Linked DNA regions of Mus musculus: region 2 is linked to region 1. A link is a loop called in an ENCODE intact Hi-C map of the cell type or tissue named here. Cell type or tissue: left cerebral cortex. All regions are shown on one strand. Each heading gives the region's core, and the rest is flanking DNA. Links, peaks and the distances in the headings are about the cores only. Region 1 has its middle 19 kb from the start of Gm33852. Region 2 has its middle 68 kb from the start of Gm23343.

Region 1 (9,702 bases), core at 846-8,845:
ACAGTAATAGGCTGATGAAGAGCGCTCCTGCTTCTTATAAAGGAGGAACAAAACATGCTGCTTTAGCACACAAAGGTCTCCAGGCTGTGTCAGCAACACTGTGGACACTTGCCAAGCAAAATGATCTAGCAGGTTGGGAAGTAATTTATCAGTACATTTTGCACCCTCCCTGATGATGACTCAGTTACCAGCAATATCTCAGGGTGTGAAAGAGACTCTCTGGGGTTTTCTTTTGAGTTGACTCATTGGTACTATGGAAGCTCAGGCTTGCAATGACTAGGTTTATGAAGTGCTGAAATGCGTAAAACGAGCACGGATGAGTGCTAAGGACACAGTAGCTGTTCAGTTAGCCTTATGGAAAGTCCTGCTTGTATCCATTCATATCCCTTTAAGTTCTCCTATTGTCCTCTCAACTCTTGAAGATATATGGAATTTCTCGCTTGGAGAAGATATTATTTTCTCCCTCATGGTGATTTATATTTTTTTTCTGGTCATCCACATTGTTTTCTGTAGGACTATGCTTAATAGCATTCAGTATAAACTGTCCAGCTTAGACTCTCTCTTTCTCTCTGTGTCTTTATATATATAATTTCCCTCTCAATTCCCAGGCATTATGTACATTACAGTCATCAGGCAAGACCAACTTTATTAATTAAGTAAATTGTTCTTTTCCTTTCTACTATTTGTCAAAATATTAAATAAAATCAACGGATTGATTTGGATCATTGGGTGTTAACTCAAGTGATACATCTTGGTATGGTTTTCCTTTCTATTTTTAAAATGTAAATCTTTAGAATGATTATTATTATGGTGTTACTATTTTTCCTTTTATGTAGAGTTTCACTATGTAGCATAGGCTTGCCTGGAAATTACTATATATCCCAAGAGGACCTTGAATTCATGGTATTCTTCCTGTCTCATCTTCCTAAATCCTGGGATAATTGGAGCAAGCCACAACGTCTGCCTTGTTTTCCTTTTTAAAAGAATTGACTAATGTTTTCACATTGTGATGTCTTTTACTAATTGTCAGTATTTCACGTGCAGTTTCAGTTCATTAGATGTACATTTAGGGCACATCTGATTTTTACAGTGAAAAAATTGCAAGCTAATAAAAGAAAGGCTCTAAAATCAGAAAAACTTAAAAATGACTGTCAGAAGTTGTTTTTCTCTCTCCTACATGTTCAGGAAGACCATATAATTGTGTATGCAGGTTAGGTAACTGTTTGGAGGAGTGAGGCGTTTTCTAATTATAATTGAAAATACTGTCAGTATTCCGGTTTCAGAATAAGAAAACAGCCACAAAACATTTAATGCTATCTGCTTTATAAATGATGTTCTTCTCCACCTTGTATGGAACTGTTATAGCCGGGATGACTAATAATCCCTCACTACAGACATATATCAAGCATATGGGTTTTCCATTTTATTTCATAATTCATGTTTGCCTTAAATTGTAGTAGAAGAAGAATTATCCAAGGAGCTTATAAAGATGGGAAGAACAATATTCTGCTAACGGAGATTCCAACTTAGTAGGTTTGTAGAGAAGTTATGAGCTCTTGTTGTTTAGAAAAATCTTTTCTGTGGTTTGTGGGGTACCGCTGAGATGTACTATCCTTTGAGATGTACTCTATCTGGGATTTTGAGCCTGTCCTTAAGGCAAATTCTACCCAGAGGTCTGCTGGTATCTATGTCACTGATACCTCTCAGAATATTCATTCACATCTCTACAACTATAACCTCATAAAATTTGTCATTGTTGAAATATAAAGGTTGTAGTGTTTTGTAGTTTTATATTATAATGCATTTTTTGTGAAGTTAGGAAAAGTTTTAGCAGTAAATTCTTGTCTTAAAATTTACATATGGGCAGAGGAATTCTTCACTAGAGCTTAAACATTGTAATAAAATATCATTCAGGCATATCGGTAGTATGTTATATGTGAGAGAAAAATCCAGAGTTTCTTTAGGAAGGGGGAGTTTTTGGAATAACCTTGATTTATATTTGGTCATTTGAGATTATCCAACATAATTTATATTAGGGAGTATCAGCAATGTGTCTTTATGACTGTAGACTTCTAGAAAAGTTGAGCTTTGTTTAAATAAAGGCCAATACGAAGTTGAAATTTACAACAGAGGTTTTTGTGAGAGACTTCTTTGTGCTGTGAACACATGCATTTGTATTAGAAATAAGCTGTCACTTGCTATTTGAAAAATTCTTCACCGTTAAGCTTCATAAGACTTTCTGGAAAAAAAAAAGCTTCCATGCTTTCTCCAATATGCTGGACTGGTATGTCCCAGGGGTACTTGCTGAATTAGAGTCTTCTGTATATCTGTACTGTCTGCTATGGTAGCTTCCAAACACATATAGGCCCGCAAGCATTTGGAATATAGCCAGGAAAACAGAAGAACTAGACTTTTAGTTTGTTAAAACTTAGTGGCTTCAATTTATTTAGGGATATGTGCCTAGTAGATCCTATATCTTTCAGTACAGACCTTGATGGTACAGTCACATTTCACCTGTATAGCAAGGCAATACAGATTTCTAAGTCCGTTGCAAAAATAAGTTTTTTTTTCTTTAAAAACAAAAACCAAAAAACTATGATCACTGGAATGGTGTTTTTTGTTTTTTGTTTTTTTTTTTTTTTCAGGCACTATGTAGTGGTGGAAAGAACATTAAGTGTGAATCAGGTTTTGTCACCAATTATCAAAGTTGTCTTTGGAGAAGACACTGCTTTCCCTAGTGAAATACGGGGTGTCTAAGGTTTCCATCTGTGACTTTTTCTGGGAAAATATAAGCTCATATCTATTCATCTCAGATAGGGCAGTTATGATAGAAAAAAAAACAAAAAAAACCCAAAAAAACCAAAAAAAACCTACTCACATCTAGCTTGGTGAGTCGGTGAGTTGACTCAGATTCCTTATGGAAGCCTAGGTGTCCCTTGGGTAGCTACATCACCTAACCTCATCTCCCCATGGATGACCAGAAGTTGCATCCCAGAATCTCATTGCACAATTTGCAGGCAGCTGCACTGAAGAGGGTCTCTTCCCGCCCCGCCCCCAGAGATTGTTTAATGTTCTTATAACCTGGTGTTGGAAGAAAGGCCTTGTGACTCTCACAATTTTCTGAGCTCCCCTAATTTTCTAAGTTTTGTGAGATTCCCAGGCCTTGTGAGCTCTTCTCCTCCCTGTAGTGTAAGGGATATACCACTGTAGTGTAAGTATGCATAACAGACCCCAAGTGTAGTGTGTGAGAATTTATAGTTACCTGAGCGAAGAACACAGAGAAGTCAGGAATATATTTTCTAACACTACATTTTGCATCTCAGGGTTTTCTTTACAAGGTCCTTTTTTTCCTTTAAAAATTTTCTGTTATTATATCTGTAAAATTATGTGGCATCTGTCAGTCTTTCCTGTGGCCCTTTGCCTACCCTCTTGTTGTATAATTGCATTGTTCTGCTCTTAACTCCATGTGAGCATATCTGTGTGTTCTACATTGTCTTCTCCTCCCCAGTTCACATGCTGACGTTCTGACCTGTGTTGTCTCAGAAAATGATTACATTTTAGGACAGAATCTTTTACAATATTGACAAAAATTTTTATAAGCTTAGTCCAGAATCACAGGTGTCATGTATAAAAAGAGGTTAGGACTTCTTGAAGGAAAAGTATGTGAAGATGCATGGAGGACATGGTCCAGGGGGTACCAGGAAGAGAGAAGAAACCAGCCCTTCTATTTTCAGATCTCCAGCCAATAGGAGTGAGGGAAATATGTTTCTGTTGAGGAAGTCATGAGTCTGATACTCTTTATTATTGCAGTCCTGGAAAGCAAATATTACCCAGAACACTAGTGTTTGTATTTTTTGTCAGAATTGCCCAGAATGGAGACCTTTGCTTGATTGTTTTTTATTCAAGGGAATATTTTGTACATCCCACAGGTAGGTCAAAAGCCACTGCAAACATGTAGATGGACTTTAGTAAAGACTTTTATCCTTATATCATGTTTATTTGGGTTTCTTATGTCTCACTTGCTTATTCCTTTACCTTGTTTATAGTCAATCACTACCCTGTGACTTTGCCACTGAGATTTTGTGTTTGTAGATTCTGTTTCCATTTTTCAGCTTATCATAATTTTAATTATTTATTTTATATTTGTGTGTGTGTGTGTGTGTGTGTGTGTGTGTGTGTGTGTGTGTGTGTGTACTACAGGGGAGATCAGAAGAAACCATTCAGAAGTCCTGATGATTTAGTTCAAGTCTTTTGGTTTGTAAGCAACTACCTTTACTCACTGCCCCTACTTCTTTTTTTTTTTTCTTTTCTTTTTTTTCTTTATTAGGTATTTTCCTCGTTTACATTTTCAATGCTATCCCAAAGGTCCCCCATACCCACCCCCCCAACCCCCTACCCACCCACTCCCCCTTTTTGGCCCTGGCGTTCCCCTGTACTGGGGCTGCCCCCTACTTCTAACACCAAGATCCAGTGGCATATGAGTTCACAAGGAATGATCTCTGTTATGAACTTCTATTGCATTTCACGTGGCACAGCATATAGCTAATATCCTTCAATGAAAAGCCTCAGTCCCTTTGTTTCTCATATCTAGCTGTGAAGCCACTCTAGAAAAACACCTGGAAATAAAACAAAGTAGACTCAGTTCTTTAGATCCTAAATTCCTTGATGTTTGGTTTTTCTCATCTTTTGTTTTTCAGATATTCAGTGATCATTGAGTATCTGCTGTATGAAGAAAACTGTAATTATCGGCTTTGGACTTTATTTGGATGTTCACACAGCCCTAGTCAGACAGTGCTTTGATATTTTTTCTCCTGGACTGCCTGGGTGGGTAACAACTCAAGCATAAAAAGCCTCTGTTTGTGTGATGTTGCATAATATTGAGATGAATGGAACAGTCTTGTGTGACTATCACTTTCAGGTTTATATTGATTTATATTGCAACATTCTGGTTACCTAAGTATACTTTTCATTAATAAATCTTTCCAAAAATGAGCTGTTTAATAGTTGATAAAATTCAAAAAAGCCATAAATCAGCTTGGCAAATCAGAAACTCATATCCATTAAGTGAGGCTGAGTTCAGTCTATTAAAACCGATCTTTATTTTAATTACAAATGGCCACCTTGGATTGGTTAACATGTAAGGACTCTGAGAAAATAGTTTAAAAGTTTAAATAGAAAAACTATTAAGGGATATATGCCATAGCAATTCTTTCATATCATAATTCATTCTTTTGACTTATATGTATTTCAGAGAATACTTCACAGTGGTGATAAAGACAGGTCGAAGTTCTGATGCTCTCTCAGTTCACAGCACTGGTAACTGGAAAGGCAGAGAAGAGAAGAAAGGGAAAACTGGAAACAATACAAAGGAAGAGCTAGATTTTAATCTCCCTGTTCATTTCACATGCCAGATTTTTTTTTTAAGGACATAAGGATATAGAAACCATCTGCCTGAAATTCTGTTGATTCAGTAAATAATTTCAGAAAGCCTGGGGGTGGAAGTGTCTCAGTGTGCAGGCTAACTCACCAGAAGAAGGAGTGTGAGGAGCAAGGGGACTTCGTGGAACTTACTGTGTGTTTCACACTCTCAGCATCTTGCTGTGCTATATAAACCAAAGAGCCTTATAAAGGCTCTACTTCAATGATCTTATTTAACAGATGAACACAATGAGACCCAGAGGAGCTAGGATCTGGGACAAAAGCAGATGTTTGTTAATTTACTCCAGTATCATTTTACCACATAAACAGTGACAGTAATTAACATTGAGATACTGCTGTGTGAAAACTGAGGAACCATAGTTTGCAAATATCTAGGCCTATTGCTTCTGAAATCATTGATGTTATTAGATATTTAAAGATGATAACACATGATGGGTTTAGTCACAAAAAGGTAAGCATTAACAAGAAAAAGTAAAGAATAAGGCGATGAATTATATATTCAACACAAAAATTCAACCATAGAGATGCAAAGATCACAGGCAGAATAGTGTGGAGCCAGTAAGTTCAAATCCTAACGAGTCTCTGACTGGTTAGGTGAATTTGACAAAACTTATAAGCTTCACCATTTCTAGCAGACTTGTCTTAAAGTTAGAAAAATAATTCTTTCATAGCCCCGTGTTTACCCACATGAAACATGCTTAAGAAAGTAGGAGGTAGGGTTGTGAAATGTGTTCTGGGATTCCAATTTCCTTGAATCCAGAAGCTTGGGTAATCAATTTTCTTCTTTACTGTGACGTCCACTAAGGGGTTCACTTCCAATGTTTAGTTTAGGGGAAAACTGAGGAGATGCCAGACCTGTGAGTAGCTTACAGAAAACAGTGACTTCCATCTTCCCAGAAGACTGTCTCTCTTGCTGGTTTTAGTGACAATATCAGTCAATAGGTTCACACAGTAAGGAATTTAGACCCTCAACCCAACAGTTGTGAAGACAAAGTGTGGATACCTCAATGAGTTTTGGAGTTAATTCCTTCCCAGTTGGGTCCTGCTTATACCAGATTCCTGTCTGGTCCACAAAGGTGTAAGATAATAAATGCATGCAACCTAAAACTACTGAATTTGAGGATAATGTTATGTAAGTGATCCAGACAGTGAAAATACAAAGTTGTGATTTGAGTGGTAAAGATAAGTGCTATTATAATAAGGATTTAAGTAGGAGCACTGAGAAGGCACATTCACACAAGGTGCCTTCAGATAGGTTGGTACTGGAGAAATAAATGGTTGCTATTATACAAACAATATTCATGGCAAGAATGAATAGAGATTTGAGACTAGAAGCATGATCCCAGAGACTTCAGCATGGAAGTGTGGAGAAGCAGAAAAAGGAGTCTTTCAGACTGCTATCAATGAGCAACCTCTGAACACAGAAAACTGGAAAGCATGGCTTCTGGAAAAAGCATTGGCCTTTGAACTTAATTTTATTACAGTAGTATGTATAGGTGGGGGTGGTGATGTATGCCACAGCATCTAATTGCAGGTAGAAGACAACTTTCAGGAGTCTGTTCTGCCTTCTATTTTGTGAGTCTCAGGCATTCAGTTCAGGCTGTGGGCCTTGGTGGTGAGTGGTTTTACCTTTTGAACCTCTCAGGTACCCATGTGTGGTTTTCAAGAGACTGTGTTAAGATAGTTGTTCCTGTCTTCTCTGTTTTCAGGAATGTGTATAAACTGTGTATATCAGTAACCAGGGGTTCTTGTTAACAATGGATTGCTGGGAAGGGGGTCTCTATATATGACTCAGTAGGTTTTGAGTTGAGGCTATGAACTCACATTTTGATCAAGTGTTGAGGTTGCCTATGCTGGTGCTAATGCTGCTTTGGGATCCACTGTTGTCCAAATTTATCTAAATGTGCTTCACAGACTATTTGTGGGCATTTTGTCCATTTCCTCATTTTTATGTATTCAAAAATTTATTGGTTTCTTAGTAATAGGCATTGGGACAAACATTAGAGATAAGAATTTCCAATATCTACTGGAGTACTTATTCATAAACATTTAATAGTGTCGTCCATAGTAAGTCCAACAGCAGAGGTACCAGGTAGAGAAAGTGTGTGCATAGAGAACATGCCAGAGGAAGTTTCATATGGGAGCTTTTAAATGCAGGGTGATGTTTTAACTTGTTTTCTTTCTTATATTTTGAATTTCAAGACAGGGTCTTATATAATCCAGGCTGGTTTTGCAATCCTTCTGCCTGTGGCTCTCAAAGGCTGGAATTGCAGGCATGTGGAACCAAAACCAGATTACATTAGGGTGATCAAAAAGTAAAAATGCCTTCTAGGGATGAGTATATGTAAGGACAGAAAAAGATGAGTAGGTGGATGTATGCATTTTATTCAAGCTATTGCCAAGCACCCAAGATAGAGAGCAGCAAGATTAGGGAAGGCAATGAGTGGGTAAGGCTGGATTTGGCTTGGATTTACCCCAGCGCTCAGCGTCGTTCATCACATCAAGTGGTGATTTACTGATAGGAACAATGGCCATTATTCCAAAGGCAACTTGGGTTGGAATTATTGAGCTTGTTCCAATCAGCAGTTAACAACTCATTCTATTAAAATGGCTTTCCTTGAAAGGATAAAGGAAAAAAGGCAAAGAAAATGTATTATATGACTGTATATTTTGAAATATACTGAGTATGCAAATCTATGGAGACAGAAAACAGCTTAGCAATTGCTAGGAGCTGAGGAGAGGGACTCAGGGTGTGTTTTTTAATGGGAAGGAGATCTCTTTGAAGATGACGTTTGTGGATTTATTTGAATTACTAACTGCTATCCAAACATACTTTGCATAAAGGTAATTTATTTTTAAGTGATTTTTGTCTCTAGTTACAAAATATTGATGTGATAGTTCTAAATTTAATATAATATCTAACAGTTTGGCATTTATCAAACATACAGGTCGGGGCTATTCTAATTTTCATGCATGTCTAGTAAGAAATAGCAGGGAACTTGATTCAGCAATCAAAACAAGTCATCATTAACCCAACTGAAACAACAAAGGGAATTTTTTTAGGTATTTCTCATAAGTTAATTCATCAATGGACACATCAAAGTCTAGACATGTAGATGATTTCAATGAAGACAACCTTTTTTTCTTTTTTTCTTGATGATGCTTGCTGACTGGCAGGCCTGTATTGTTATCTTCAGGATTAATGACTTCAACTGGCACCATGTCAAATGTACTGCCTTTTATCTAACTCTTGGCTAGGAAAAATCTGTCTAATACTGTAAATGAAGAAAGGATTAATGTCAGGTTATCTCAGTATGTTCACTGCTTTCAGGTGTGAGGCATTCATTTTTTTATTACTTTATTTAATTATACTTTTAAATCTGTGCATGTTGCATTATGCATATGTGTTCTTAGGGAGGCCGTGTCTTTAAATATGCATATGTAGGCCACAGTTCATGTTGTGACATTATATGTCTTTCTCTATGATTCTCTGCCTTTTTGTCTTTTGGAGACAGATTCCCTCAGTGAACCTGGACCTTGCTGTTTAAGCTAGACTGACTGAATGGTATTAAATTTGTATTTAGATAACACTTGAGTAAAAAATGAATGCCTTGGCATTTATTCTTACTTGAGTGTTATAAATAAAAATTTACAGCAAATTCTAAAATTGTGGAAAAACATACCAAAATGTATCTGGCACAAACACAGTTAATATTATTTTGTATAGTTCCTTCTTTGCAGTTCTTTTAAATAGAATTTTTCCAAAACTTGATTTTGGCCCTCTGAGGCAGAGAATTGAGTTTATTTTTTTATTTTTTTTTTTTCAGCTTTATGTGACTAAGTTTTGTTTTTTTTTTTTTTTCCATTTTTTATTAGGTATTTAACTCATTTACATTTCCAATGCTATACCAAAAGTCCCCCATATCCACCCACCCCCACTCCCCTGCCCACCCACTCCCCCTTTTTGGCCCTGGTATTCCCCTGTACTGGGGCATATAAAGTTTGCAAGTCCAATGGGCCTCTCTTTCCAGTGATGGCCGACTAGGCCATCTTTTGATATATATGCAGCTAGAGTCAAGAGCTCCGGGGTACTGGTTAGCTCATAATGTTGTTCCACCTGTAGGGTTGCAGATCCCTTTAGCTCCTTGGCTACTTTCTCTAGCTCCTCCATTGGGGCCCTATGATCCATCCATTAGCTGACTGTGAGCATCCACTTCTGTGTTTGCTGGGCCCCGGCATAGTCTCACAAGAGACAGCTACATC
Region 2 (9,702 bases), core at 1,000-8,999, 160 kb after region 1:
CTCAATAAAATTCTTGAAAACTGAATCCAAGAACACATCAAAAGGATCATCCATCATGATTATGTAGGCTTCACCCCAGGGACGCAGGGATAGTTTAATATATGGAAATCCATCAACATAATCCACTATTTTAAGAAACTCAAAGAAAAAACCATATGATTATTTCATTGGATGCTGAGAAAACATTTGACAAAATCCAACACCCATTCATGATAAAAGTCTTGGAAAGATCAGGAATTCAAGGCCCATACCTAAACATAATAAAAGCTATATACAGCAAACCATTAGCCAACATCAAATTAAATGGAGAGAAACTTGAAGCAATCTTAGTAAAATCAGGGACTAGACAAGGCTGCCCACTCTCTCCCTACCTATTTAGTATAGTACTTGAAGTCCTAGCCAGAGCAATTCGACAACAAAAGGAGATCAAGGGGATACCAATTGGAAAGGAAGAAGTCAAAATATCACTATTTGCAGATGATATGATAGTATATATAAGTGACCCTAAAAATTCCACCAGAGAACTCCTAAACCTGATAAACAGCTTCAGTGCAGTAGCTGGATATAAAATGAACTCAAACAAATCAGTGACCTTTCTCTACACAAAGAAATTCTGGAAACAACACTTTTCACAAAGGTTACAAATAATATAAAATGCCTTGGTGTGACTCTAAGTATGTGAAATATCTGCATGACAAGTACTTCAAGTATGAAGAAAGAAATTTAAGAACATCTTAGAAGAAAGATCTCCCATGCTCCTGGATTGTCAGGATTAATAAAGAAAAAATGGCCGTCTTCCTGAAAGCAATTTACAGATTCAATGCAATCCTGTCAAAATTCCAACTCAATTCTTCAAAGAGTTAGAAAGAGCAATTTGCAAATTCACTTGGAATAACAAAAGCCTAGGATAGGGAAAACTATTCTCAATAATAAAGGAATTTCTGGTGGGACCACTATCCTTGACCTTAAGCTGTACTAAAACTGCATGGTACTGGTACAGTGAGAGGCTGGTAGATCAATGGAATAAAATTGAAGATCCAGAAATGAACCCACACACCTATGGTCACTTGATCTTTGACAAAGGTGCTAAAATCATTCAATGGAAAAAAAGACAACATTTTCATCAAATGGTGTTGATTCAACTGGTGGATAGCATGTAGAAGAACGCACATCAATCCAGTTTTATCTCCTTGTACAAAGCTCAAGTTTAAGTGGATGAGGACCTCCAAATAAAACCAGATACCTGGAAACTAATAGAAAAGGAAGCGTGAGTAAGAGCCTTGACCACATGGGCACAGGGGAAAATTTCCTGAACAGAACACCAACACCTTATGCTCTAAGATCAAGTATTGACAAATGGGGCCTCATAAAATTGCAAAGCTTCTGTAAGGCAAAGAACACTGTCAACAGGACAAAATGGCAACCAACAGATTGTGAAAAGATCTTTACCAGTGCTATATCTGATAGATGGCTTATATCCAATATATAAAAAGAACTCAGGAAGTTAAACTTTAGAGAATCAAATAACCCTATAAAAATGGGAGACAGAGCATTCTTCAATATAAGAATTCTCAACTAAGGAATCTCAAAAGGCTGAGAAGCACCTGAAGAAATGTTCAACATCCTTAGTCATCAGGGAAATGCAAATCAAAGTGTGATATTTTAGTCCTTCTTAGAAGGGGGAACAAAATACCCGTGGAAGGAGTTATAGAGAAAAATTGTGGAACAGAAACTGAAGGAAAGGCCATCCAGAGACTGCCTCACCTGGGTTTCCATCCCATATACAGTCACCAAACCCAGACACTATTGTGGATGCCAACAAGTACTTTCTGAAGCCTGGTATAGCTCTCTCCTGAGAGTCTCTACCACTACCTAACAAATACAGAGGTGGATGCTCTCAGCCATCTAATGGACTGAGCACAGAGTCCCCAATGGAGGATCTAGAGAAAGGTCTTAAGGAGCTAAAGGGGTTTACAGCCCCATAGGAGGAACAACAATATGAGCCAACCAGTACCCCCCCAGAGCTCTCTGGGAGTAAACCACCAACCAAAGAGTACACATGGTGGGACTCATGGCTCCAACTGCATAAGTAGCAGAGAATGGCCTTTATGGTAATCAATGGGAGAAGAGGCCCTTGGTTCTGTGAAGGCTTGATGCCCCAGTGTAGGGGAATGCCAGGGCCAGGAAGTGGGAATGTGTGGGATGGTGAGCAGGGGGAGAAGCAAGGAGATAGGGCATCTCTGGAGGGAAAACTAGGAACGGGGACAACATTAAAAATGTAAGTAAAGAAAAATCTACTAAAAAAATGAAAAGAACTGAAAAGCATTGATTTTAGAGCTTACCATTAAATCTCTCTTCAAAGAGAAATCATTTGAAGGTCAATTATAATAATAAAAAAGCTATAATGCTTCTGAATAGAACTGAATTCTACTTTGTTATATAATCTTTACTTTAAATAAATTTTTAAGTAAAACAAGAGGATATGGCTTTTTACATTTCCTTTCTTCCCTTTTGTCTCTCCCAGGTACTCTTCCTTCAACTCCTCCCATGTGGCATATTTTCAAATTGTTAGGCTTTTAAAATTTGATTATTATTAATGTGCACAAAAATATAAGCATGTAAATATAAAACATACCTTTGTTGGTATGTATGTGGTTAGGGGATGAGTACTTTCTATTAAGTAAAAGTGGCATCTTGGAAGCAGAAAGGAGCCACTGGGGTTGTGGGTGAATCTTTTGAAACCTCAAATCCTGTCCCCAGTGACAAACCTTTTCCAACAAGACCACAACTCCTAATCCTTCCTAGACAGTCCCATCAACGTGAGGTCAACTATTCAAGCACATAGAGCATTTTTATTTGAGCCATCATGTCCCATTCCATGGCCATCAGAGGCTGTTGGCTGTTTCATAATGCAAAAATGCAAGTTAGTCCAATTTCAAATATTCCCATTGTCTTTCACAGTCAACACTTCCTAAAAATCCAGTCTCTTCTGAAATGGAAGGCAGTTTACTAACAGTTACACCCTAAAGCCAAAAGCAATTATAATCTGGCAACATATAATGGCACAGAATGTACACTGCCATTCTAAAGAAGAGCACTGGGGTCATAGTGATTAAATAGTGAACCAAAGCAAGTCTAACCCCCCAACAGGAATACTCCAAATTCTACAATTTCATACCTCGTGTCAAAGCGCTTGGATGGCTCTGCCCTTGTGCCTCTGCTTCCTACAGCAGATATTTCACCTCATGTTTACAACTTGCTTTGGAAGATGTTTTATGGTTCTAGCATCTCTAAAATCTTGAGCTTACCAGTGTAATCCAGGTTTCAGTTTCACAGCTCTATGCAATGGCATCTCAGGATCTCCATTCAAGGAATTCCCTGCTGCATGCGTGGACTCAGAAGCTCTCCTCAACTGCAAAGGAAGATTCCATGATTCCTTTACTTGTGTATCCTGCATGACTCTAAAGTCAGAACATGTGCACAATCCTATCAAGTTTGGCTGATCACTTGGGTGGATCCTGACCCCCTATATTTGCAGAAACTTTCCCTTGTAGTGTTGTTTTAGGGGTAGAAAGGTCCTCAGGTCTTTTCTTTCTTTTTTTTTTTTAATTGTTGAAAGCTTACTTGGGTGTTGTCTTTCTCTCCCTTTATTTCATTTCAGAACCCAGCTGTCTTTAGTCTTACCTCTTCCAGCACAAGCCTTGACTACAGCTCTACATTTCCTGGTGGTCTTTCTTTTGCTTCAAACTCCATGTTGTGTTTTTTCTTTTTGCCTTGCTTGTTCTTTTCCTTGCACACTCCCATAGGAATGATTACTAATACACATATGACAGAATCAATATTAGGCTGTCTTGGAACGTCCTCCAGCAAGGAAATTAATTAAAAATTTCAATTTAGCCCGAGGCATATTCTTTTGACATACACAAAAGAAAGCAACATTATTTGCCAAAATATTTCAAGAATGGCCACTAGCCCAGTTGCTAATATTGTTCTACTATGAAATCTCTTGAGCTGGGTTTACCTAGCTACATTGCTTTTAGCACTACTTTCTTCCAAACTCTTAATAGAATAGTCTGTTAAACCCTGCTTATAGTATTCAAGCACTTTCTTAGTCCAAAGTTCCAAAATCTTTCCTATGGTCCACCCTGAAATCCCAAAGCAGCATGGCCAGAGTGGCCACAACAATACCCCATCTTTGTACTAGATTCTCTCTTAGTGACTTTTCCATTACTGTAACAAGACACCATGAGCTAGGCAAGTTATAGAAGAAAGCCTTTAATTTTGGGCTCGCAGCTCCAGAGAGTTATAATTATGGTGGGGAGCACAGCTGCTGGCTGCTGTGGTACTGGAACATTAGATGAGAGCTTATCCATAAGCCATGAATCAGGGAGAGCTATCTAGGAATGGTGTAGGTGTTTGAAACCTCAGCTCCTAGCCCAGTGATGCACTCCTTCCAACAAGGCCATACTTCTTAATTATTCCCAAAGAGTGACGCAAACTGTGAATTAAAGACTGAATCTATATGAGAGCCATTCTTTTTTAAACTACTACAGGGGCCCATTCCAGGAAGGGGGTAATTTTCCCTCTCCCAGCAGTCATAAATTATGTAGAATTCCTTGGCTAGTGTTGGATCTCATGACACTTCCTCACTGTACATTAGGATGTCTTTTGATATCGAGACTTCCTTCTGCCAGGGTAGCCCAAGTGACTCCTTTCAGAACTTTAAGGTAAGTCCCCATTGCTGAATTAGGGACACTTAGGCACTTGCATGGTAGTAACTAAAAGCTGTCTACTAGGATGTAAGATCCACTTAAGAGAAAAACAATAGTACTTGGAAAGTACTTGAGAACCCATTCAATTGCCTGAGAATAGTGAGATCATGGACCTTAGAAAATAATCTACTACCACCACTTTGCCAAACCAGCATTATTCCTTACTACATTTCAAATCTTATTCTTATATACACAGATATATGTAGCTACTGCCCCTTTTCATAGAATCTTCCCTTCATAGAAATTGGAGACAATCACAGAAACCCATAAGTGGTTACAGTGCAGAGATCAACAGATCAAGGGCAGCCTAGCCCTAATGGATATATTTACATCACAGCTCCTGCTTCTGTGACTCAGGAGGCATTATGGAAGAGAGACAGAAAGCTTGTAAATGTCAGAATACCAGGAAGCCTGTTGTGAAAATGTCTTTCCTAGAAAAGGCTGTGTAAGCAAGACCAAAACAATGCTATGTAATTTTATAGACTTTTACATAGGCAATCTTAGCAATTCAGACAATTTGAAGGCTTATTGACTAATTTTTTTTTTTTTTTTTTTGGTTAGAAGTTATAGGAAATCCAATCCAAAGTGACTCAACAAACAGGATATATTTTTCCTCACATAAGGAAAATTGTAACTGTTCATCGAAGCTGTTAATCAATGTTTTGATTTTCTTCCTTTTTGACACATGGTATGATTTTGCTAGTTTCCTCCTGGATGTGAGGTATAGTTACGTAATGTGCTTTAACCATTGGGATGGGAGCAGATGTAGCTTGTGCTATTTTGGGGCAGGAACCTTTAAGAGTGAGTGTTTCTGCCAAGTTCTCTTCTCTGTGCCATGGTGATGGGCGAAGTGCCACGTGACTGCTATAGAGTGCAGCCGTCACTGCCCACTATGGTTCAGGGATTCTTGTGGTGGCAGCAAGTGTGTCCCCACTGACAAAAGACACATGGTTCATCTTTTTCCGTGTCTCTATCTTCTGTTTTTCATCATTTAGTCACCTCATAATCTCAAAATGGTAGCTGTAACTCCAGAGATTATTTTTATGTTCAAAGTAAGAACTAGTAAGATAGAATTTGTGGGATTTACTTTACCTAGAACGGAAAGACAAGATTCTGGGGCGTTTTTCTGAAGAAATATCTTTATAGCTGGTTTGCCAGCAGGACTGGGTTAAATGGCTTCTACGTGTTAGGTGGGAAGTTCCCAAAAGTAGACATAGTATTACTCAGCAAAATCTAGATATATGTAGAAAGGACACAATGTCATGTAGACAACTGACATTATGTACCTTAAAGGCACAATTAGCATGGAAAGTCTTCAGTTTTTCCCTTAAGATGAAAATAGGGTTTTTTTTTTTGTTGTTTGTTTGTTTGTTTGTCTGTCTGTTTGGTTGGTTTTTTGAGACAGGGTTTCTCTATGTAGCCTTGGCTGTCCTGGAACTCACTTTGTAGACCAGGCTGGCCTCAAACTCAGAAATCCGCCTGGCTCTGCCTCCCAAGCCACAGCACACCTTAGCAGGAATTATCTAACATATCTATTTATACTCATAAATAAACTATAGAAGCTACATTTTAAAGTAATCCCCCATAGCACTTCATCTTAACTGAGCATTTTCAAGACCTGGTCCTCATTTCCCAGGTTGTTATTGGGCAGCTCTGTGGGTCATGATTTAAAACCTGTTGGACACCAGGCTTCATGTTTGTGCATCATCCCTTCTGCTCATCAGGTCAGGTAAGAAAAACTAAATTGATCTGGTAATCACACTCTTTCACAAAAGAAAAAAATTAGTCTCTGAAAAATATTAAGCAATTGTTGCAGATTATCCAAACTACTACCTATGGGAGTCAGGAAATTGACATGTGATTTGTGCCGTTATCTTAGAAGGCATTAGAGTTTCAAGTTGTGTGGCTTAGCATGCAAGGCAATAATACACTTTTTCATATTTTCCAATTTGAGGAAATTACATGTAGTGCATTTGTCCTTTTTTGAACTTTTCGACTAGAATTCCATTTTTAATCTGGACTTCTTGATGTGCACGATACAAAATCAGTATTGCTTTTTATATTTAAAAATGCTCTGTTGATGGTATAATGTGTTCAACATATGTATGGGGGTGGTGGCTGAGAAGACAGGCACTCAAATAACAGTTTTACTCAAACTTGAGGGCTCTCTAGATTTGGTTTAAAAATATAGCCACTAGTCATTTTGTCACTTCCTTGGAGAGAGCTTAATGACGCAGACACTGCTGAGCCTGCTCATCCCACTCTTCTTTCTTTTCCCTTGGGGCTGATAATGCAAACAGTCTCATAACGCTGACATATGTGAGGTTGTACTGACGAGACTGTTTCTGGGTTTGGCTTGGTCATCAAAGCTATATAATTCTGGTCATCACCTCTGGTTATAATTCTGATTATAACTTATAGTTAGAAGATAAGATTCTAGTTCACTTTGCAGTTGTTTCACGTCATCCAGGCATTCAACAGAGGTTTATGTGTTCCAAATCTCACACTTCTTCTCATCTTCTCCTTTGGTTGGAAAGTTTATTACAAATGGGCTGACAGTGGGGATCACTTACCTATTGTGACTAGGGACTGACCTATGGACCTACTTAGAAGCCCATAAAGTTTGAGACTTGATCTCACCACTGTGGAGCTGTTATGCTATGTGGAGCCATAAGGACCCACTAAAACATAATTGAAGTCAATTATATCACATATTAATTACATATTATAATTAAAATGAAAAGTTTCAGAATATCCCACACACTGCTTATAGCATCATCAGGTTGCTGGATCCTTGGGGGAAGATGAAATTTCACTTTGTTAAGTTAATCAAATGCTAAAACAACAACAACAACAACAACAACAACAAACTATACTGATTGTTTTTGTGATACTAACAGATTCATCTGTTCAGTTTTCAATAAAATCTTAACTTTTCCAAAACAATGGTCTAGCCTTCTATTAGCTTCTACAGGATAATCTCTTAAGCTCTTGGGATATCCTGTTAATAAAACTTAGACTCTGTCTAGTGCCTAGGTTTATGTGTGATACTCTATGCTAGGAATATGATTCACAGTAGGGCTAGTTGGATCATGTAGTACCCTACATCTACGTCTGTGGGGCTAGTGACAGGACACTCAATCAGGAAGCAGTTGGAGTTATGCTATATTTCCATGCCTCAATAAAACTCTGAACACTAAAGTTTGCAAGTTCTTCTGCTTTGAAAATGCACATTTTCACATTGGCTACTTTTATGTTAAGTTGACATTAGCTAGAGTGATATGAAAGGAGGGAACTTGAATTAGGAAAATAAAATCTAAGGCTAAACTCACTGTGAGTGGTGCCACCCCTTGGCTAGTGGTTCTGGATTCTATAAGAACAACCTATGTAGAGGAAATCAGTCAGCAGCACCCCTCCATAGACTTTGTATCAGTTCCTTCCTCCATGTCCCTATCCTGCTTATGTTTCTGCCCTGACTTCCTTCCATGACGAGCAATGATTTAGAAATGTAAACCAAATAAACTCCTTGAGTTGATTTTGATTGTGGGCAATTGATCACAGCAACAATAACTCTAATTAGGACAGAGCCATTATTTTAGTTACTTTTCTAGTTATGGTGACCAAATACCTGTCAAGAAACAACTTACTAGAGGAGAGGTTTATTTTGTCACATTGTCTTAGTGATACAGTATTACCATCCATGATGAAAGGATGTTCTTGGCAGGGGCCATCTCAGTGCTGCAGTTACTTGCTTATAACTCTGCAAATCTGGAAGCAGAGTTGGGACAAGAAGTGGCACAGGGCAATAAGGCCTCAAGGCTTGTCCTGGTGTTTCTACTTCCTCTAGTGAGGCTCTTTTTTCTAAAGGTTTCACAAGCTCCCAGAACAGTGCTGCTAGCAGAGAACTCAATGTTCATACCCATGGGCCTACAGGGAGCATTTCCCATTAAACCACAGCAGCCATCTGTATGACTCCACTGAGAGAAAGAAATGGAAACTGCACCTGGGACTCCTGTGGACTCTGCTTGGTGAGCCTCTTCTTTTTGCTAGCTTGTGGCTGTGTCCTTTCACAACCAGACCCTGTGACTGGAAGAAGAATGACTTTCTGAGTTCTGGGAGTCCTCCTGGGAAAGCATTGCACTGAAGGTGACCTTAGGGTCCTGCCACATTGGCACCTTACACTGCAGAAATACTAGAGATCTGGAAATATTTGTAATAAATCTCTATCTATGTCTCTCCCATCCCCTATCCACAACAAAACACACAAGCAAGCAAGCAAGCAAGCAAGCAAGCAAGCAAGCAAGCAAGCAAGCAAGCAAGCAAACCATTCTCCCTTCCCACAGACTCAGAAATATCACTGGATATCCTGAGTGGGGTTTTGATGCGTTTCTGCATGCCCCCAGCAGGGAGATGGAGGGTAGTTTTCTATGTATAATATTCTTCCCCCCATTACTAGTGAATCTAAGCCTCATGAATAAGATCTTTCACTAACATTTCCATAGGTCAGCCTTGGGTAAAATTGGGAAGGAGACTAAGAATATGTGTACCCGTGTATATTTGCATTCAGTTTAACTATATTATTTAAGGATCTCTTTTCTTAATTACTAAATTACCTTCTCAAAAGTCTAACAAATAAATCCAATGCTTATTAGCTAAGACTGGCTTAGGACACTCCTTTTAAAAGTATTTTTCCTTCATGTTAAGAATATAGAACACTGGCTTTCTGGAGAGCCTGTGTAGAAATTATCTGGAGTCTGGAGCGATGGCTCAACAGCTAATAATGTTCCTTACAGAATACCCTGGTTCAATTCTCGGTACCAGAAGATAGGTTTATAACCATCTGTAACGCCAGTCTCAGAAGATTAGATGCTGGTGTTAAACAGACTTACCGGAAGGCCAAGAACCTATAAACATGTAAAACACATACAGT

The links. Peaks named below come from ENCODE experiments on the same cell type or tissue, not always from the same donor. Only the 100,000 strongest peaks of a DNase experiment are listed, where the experiment ranks them.
Region 2: a loop joins it to region 1, with 5 times the contacts of the local background. A loop is called at or near these places in 5 of 42 quality-filtered maps.

Annotation. Positions count from the first base shown.
Region 1 is chr15:44,851,767-44,861,468 of GRCm38, forward strand. No RefSeq gene overlaps it. Among named protein-coding and RNA genes, the nearest start is that of Gm33852, 19 kb to the left of the region's middle. In left cerebral cortex, for the core only: no CTCF peak of the experiment used is centred there; DNase peaks (open chromatin) are centred at 5,508 and 7,798; H3K27ac peaks cover 2,590 bases.
Region 2 is chr15:45,011,346-45,021,047 of GRCm38, forward strand. No RefSeq gene overlaps it. Among named protein-coding and RNA genes, the nearest start is that of Gm23343, 68 kb to the left of the region's middle. In left cerebral cortex, for the core only: no CTCF peak of the experiment used is centred there; DNase peaks (open chromatin) are centred at 5,156, 5,603, 6,431 and 6,964; H3K27ac peaks cover 4,674 bases.